Linked DNA regions of Homo sapiens: region 2 is linked to region 1. Evidence: read pairs that join two places in POLR2A ChIA-PET (ENCODE). Cell type or tissue: PC-9. All regions are shown on one strand.

Evidence for each region. Peaks named below come from ENCODE experiments on the same cell type or tissue, not always from the same donor. Only the 100,000 strongest peaks of a DNase experiment are listed, where the experiment ranks them.
Region 2: POLR2A ChIA-PET joins it to region 1 with 6 read pairs; 4 of 35 experiments call an interaction of 5 or more read pairs at or near these places.

Annotation. Positions count from the first base shown.
Region 1 is chr1:52,749,904-52,752,403 of GRCh38, forward strand. The region is part of intron 1 of ZYG11B (zyg-11 family member B, cell cycle regulator); the gene reads left to right. Among named protein-coding and RNA genes, the nearest start is that of ZYG11B, 25 kb to the left of the region's middle. In PC-9, no CTCF peak of the experiment used is centred here; a DNase peak (open chromatin) is centred at 1,168.
Region 2 is chr1:52,871,919-52,874,418 of GRCh38, forward strand. The region is part of intron 8 of ZYG11A (zyg-11 family member A, cell cycle regulator); the gene reads left to right. Among named protein-coding and RNA genes, the nearest start is that of ZYG11A, 30 kb to the left of the region's middle. In PC-9, no CTCF peak of the experiment used is centred here; no DNase peak of the experiment used is centred here.

The DNA of each region.
Region 1 (2,500 bases):
TAACTAGTTGGTTTTTATTTTGTATCATTATGAACTCATGAATTGAACATATTTGAGGTGCAATTCCCTGTAGTTTTCAGCTGTTTTCCTGATCTTTGAAATGTGGAGTTTGGATAAGATGACCTCTAACCATCATTAGCATTTTGATGTATTTATTTCTAGTCTTGTGTTTACACTTGTTTAAACTATTTATTTTATTTTAATTTAGTTTTGAGACGGAGTCTTGCTCTGTCACCCAGGCAGTAGAGCAGTGGCACAATGTTGGCTCACTGCAACCTCCGCCTCCGGGGTTCAGGCGATTCTCCTGCCTCAGCCTCCCAAAATGCTGGGCTTGCAAGTGTGAGCCACTCTGCCTGGCCCCCAGCAACTATTTTTTTTTTTTTTTTGAGACGGAGTTTCACTCTTGTTACCCAGGCTAGAGTGCAGTGGCGCAATCTCGGCTCACTGCAACCTCCACCTCCCAGGTTCAAGTGATTCTCCTGCCTCAGCCTGCTGAATAGCTGGGATTACAGGCATGGGCCACCATGCCTGGCTAATTTTTGTATTTTTAGTAGAGACAGAGTTTCACTGTGTTGGTCAGGTTGATCTTGAACTCCTGACCTCAGGTGATCTGCCTGCCTTGGCCTCTCAAAGTGCTGAGATTACAGGTGTGAGCCATCGTGCCTGACTCTGGCAACTATTTTTAATAGCAGCTTTATTGAGATATAATTCACATACCATGCATTTCACCTATTAAAGTGTACCCAGTTCAGTGGTTTTTAGTATATGCAGAGTGGTGCAACTATAGCCACAATCAATTTTAGAACATTTTCATCACTCCAAAAAGAAGCCCTGTGCCCACTAGCATTCACTTTCCATTTTCTTCTAACCCACCTTCCCTCTAACCCTAAGCAACCAATAATCTCCTTTCTGTCTCTGTACATTTACCTCTTCTGAACAGTTCATACAAATGGGATCATACAATACGTGGTTTTTTTGTGACTGGCTTCTTCCACTTAGCATGTTTTCAAGGCTCATTCATGTTGTACAGTACATCAGCATTCCTGTTTTGCTAAGTAGTATTCCATTGTGGGGCTGTACTATATTTTGTTTATCCAGTCATCTGGTTTTTGTTGTTTCTGAAATAGAGTCTTGCTCTGTCACCCAGGCTGGAATGCAGTGGTGCCATCACGACTCACTGTAACCTCCCACTTCAGCTCCTGAGTAACTAAGACTACAGATACCTGCTACCACACCCAGCAAATTTTTGTGTTTTTTGTAGAGATGGGGTTTCACCATGTTGCCCAGGCTGGTCTCGAACTTCTGGGCCCAAGTGATCCTCCCAAAGTACTGGGATTACAATTGTGAGCCATCACGCCCACCCCATCCCACCCTACCCATTTATCAGTTTTGATGGATATATTTGGGTTGTTTCTACTATGATATAGTTAAAAAAAAAAAAAAATAGCCAGCGCGGTGGCTCACACCTGTAATCCCAGCACTTTGGGAGGCCGAGGCGGGCAGATCACTTGAGGTCAGGAATTTGAGACCAGCCTGGCCAACATGGTGAAACCCCGTCTCTACCAAAAATACAAAAATTAGCTGGGCGTGGTGGCATGTGCCTGTAGTCCCAGCTATTCTGGAGACTGAGGCAGGAGAATCACTGGAACCTGACGTGAGGCAGAGGTTGCAGTGAGCCAAGATTACACCACTGCACTCCAGCCTGAGTGACAGAGCAAGACTCCGTCTCAAAAACACACAAAAAACCCCCCAAAATTTGATCTTCATACCCTGTTTCTTGCACGTTAGCTCCCAAACCCCTTGGAAGCTCTGAAGTGAAAAGAGTTTTTGTATGCTAATGAGTTGACTGGTGTCCAGGAGCCCCTAGATAACTTCTTTCTGGGCTGGTTGCCAGAAGGACCAAGGCATGTGATAGGAAAAACAACATTTTTTCCTTCTTTATACTCCTTTATATTCACACCACTCTCAATATTTTTGATACCAAACCATATAGTAGGAGAAAACAAACTGTTTTCTCCTACTGTACTCTCAACACAGAACACTTCTGTGACCAGATGTGTGGTTTTTTTTTTTCCCTATACGGAGCAATTCTCCTATTCTCAGCAGACATCAATTGGGTGCCCTAAAATTTACCTCAGTTCTGACAGTAACCAGCATTAACATAGACCTCACAGGTGAGGGGCTCACTTCCACAAGATGGCCTCCCTCAGATGCCAATTCAGGTAGTAGGTCTCTGGATTAACCACAACACCTGTCAGTCTTGGCTACAAATTGGAGGTTCCCACACCTCCCTCCCTGGGTTTGATAATTTGCCAGAGTGCTCACAGAACCCATGAAAATTTTACTTACTTTAATACAAAGGATATTTTAAAGGATACAAATGAACAGCCAGATGGAAGAGATACATAGGGCAACCTATGGGGGAAGGAGCTTGAAGCTTCCATGCCTCCTCCAGCACACCCTACCCCACCCCTAGCACTTCAATGTGTGCAGCAGCCTG
Region 2 (2,500 bases), 120 kb after region 1:
GTCCTCCAGAAGTATGTTCAAGTGTTTGTCATTTGCATTGCTGTTACGGGTGGAATCTTATGCTTATGAGTATTTAATATCAAGTATTAGGTTTATTTTGTCTTGTTAACTTGTATGTCTGTTTACAATAGAGATGAAATCAAGAATAAAAATCAAGAGTGATTTTGGATGTGTTCATTACTGAGATGCTTGAGATGTCAAGAAGGCAGTTTGAATTTTTTTTTGAGACAGAGTCTGCAATGGCTCAATCTCGGCTCACTGCAACCTCCACCTCCTGAGTTCAAGCCATTCTCCTGCCTCAGCCTCCCAAGTAACTGGGATTACAGGTGTATGCTACCATGCCCAGCTAATTTTTTTGTATCTTTAGTATAGATGAGGTTTCGCCATGTTGGCCAGTCTGGTCTCGAACTCCTGACCTCAGGTAATCCACCCTCCTTGGTCTCCCAAAGTGCTGGGATTATAGGTGTGAGCCACCACACCAGGCAAGATTTCTTTCAAAATGTTACTGCTCATTGATAATACACCAGCCACCCAAGAGTTCTGATGGAGATGTACAAGCAAGGAAGTTAATATTTTCCTGCTTGTTATACGATATCCATTCTGCAGCCCATAGATCAGGGAGTAATTTATTAATTTATTATTTATTAATTATATTATTTATTATTTAAGAAACATTTTGTGGCCAGGTGTGGTGGCTCACGCCTGCAATCCCAGCATTTTGGGAGGCCAAGGCAGGCAGATCATTTGCGGTCAAGAGTTTCAGACTAGCCTGGCCAACATGGTGAAACCCCGTCTCTATTAAAAATACAAAAAAATTAGCCCGGCATGGTGGCAAATGCCTGTAATCCTAGACACTTAGGAGGCTGAGGTGGGAGGATCGCTTGAACCTGGGAAGTGGAGGTTGCAGTGAGCCGAGATCAAGCCACTGTACTTCAGCATGGATGACAGAGTGAGACTCTGTCTCAAAAAAAAAAAAAAAAAGAAAAGAAAAGAAAGAAAGAAAAAAGAAATATTTTATAAGGCTAGAGCTGCCATAGGTAGGAATTCCCCTGATGAATCTGGACAAAGTAAACTGAAAACCTTTTAGAAAGGATTCACCATTCTAGATACCATTAAGAAAACACACAGCGGTGGCTCATGTCTGTAATCCTAGCACTTTGGGAGGCCAAGGCGAGCAGATTACTTGAGGCCAGGAATTTGAGACCAGCCTGGGCAACGTGGCGAAATCCTGTCTCTACAAAATATTAGCCAGGCATGGTGGCATGCATTTGTACTCTCAGCTACTCAGGAGGCTGAGATGGGAAGATCACCGGAACCCAGGGAGATTGAAGCTGCAATGAGCGGTGATTGTGCCATTGCACTCCAGTCTGGGTGACAGAGAAATACCCTGTCTCAAAAACAAACAAAAATAATATTCATGATTCTTGGGAGGAGGTCAAAATATGAACATTACCAGGAGTTCAGAAGTTGATTGGAACCCTTGTGGATAACTTCGAGGGGTCCAATTCTTTAGTGGAAGGAGTAACTGTAGATGCCAAGAGAACTAAAATTATAAATGGAGCCTGGAGATGTGACTGAATTGCTGCAATCTAAAACTTTAACACATGAAGAATTGCTTGTTGGGGAAGAGCAAAGACATATTTTGAGATGGAATCTAGTTCTGGTGAAGATTCTGTGAACATTGTTGGAATGACAACAAAGGACTTTGACTTATTATATAAACCTGGTTGGATGAGACAGCAGCAGAGTTTGAAAGGATTGACTCCAAATTTGAAAGAAGTTCTAGGCCAGGTGCGGTGGTTCATGCCTGTAATCCCAGCACTTTGGGAGGCCAAGGTGGGTGGATCACGAGGTTAAGAAATCGAGACCAGCCTGGCCAACATGGTGGAACCCCATCTCTACTAAAACTACAAAAACTAGCCAGGTGTGGTGGCGTGCGCCTGTAGTCCCAGCTACTCGGGAGGCTGAGGCAGGAGAATCACTTGAACCCAGGAGGTGGAGGTTGCAATGAGCCGAGATCGCGCCACTGCACTCCAGCCTGGGCAACAAGAGTGAAACTCCGTCTCAAAAAAAAAAATAAATAAATAAAATAAAAAGAGAACGAAGTTCTTTCTTGAAAGGAAGGGTCAATTGATGGGGCAAACATCATTGCTATCTTAAGAAACTGCCACAGCCACCCCATCCTGATCACCATCTTGATCAGTCGGCCACCATCTTGATCAGTCGGCAGCCATCAACATTGAGACAAGACCCTCCACCAGCAAAGAGATTACCACTTGCTGAAGGCTCAGGTGGTTTAGCGTTTTTTAGCTCTCTCTCTCTATATATATATACATATTTTTTAAGGTAGAGTCTTTCTCTGTTGCCCAGGCTGGAGTGCAGTGGTGGGGACCCATCTCAACTGCAGCCTCGACCTCCTGGGCTCAAGTGATCTTCCTGCCTCAGCCTCCTGAGTGGCTGGGGCCACAGGTGCATATCACTACACCCAGATAATTTTTTA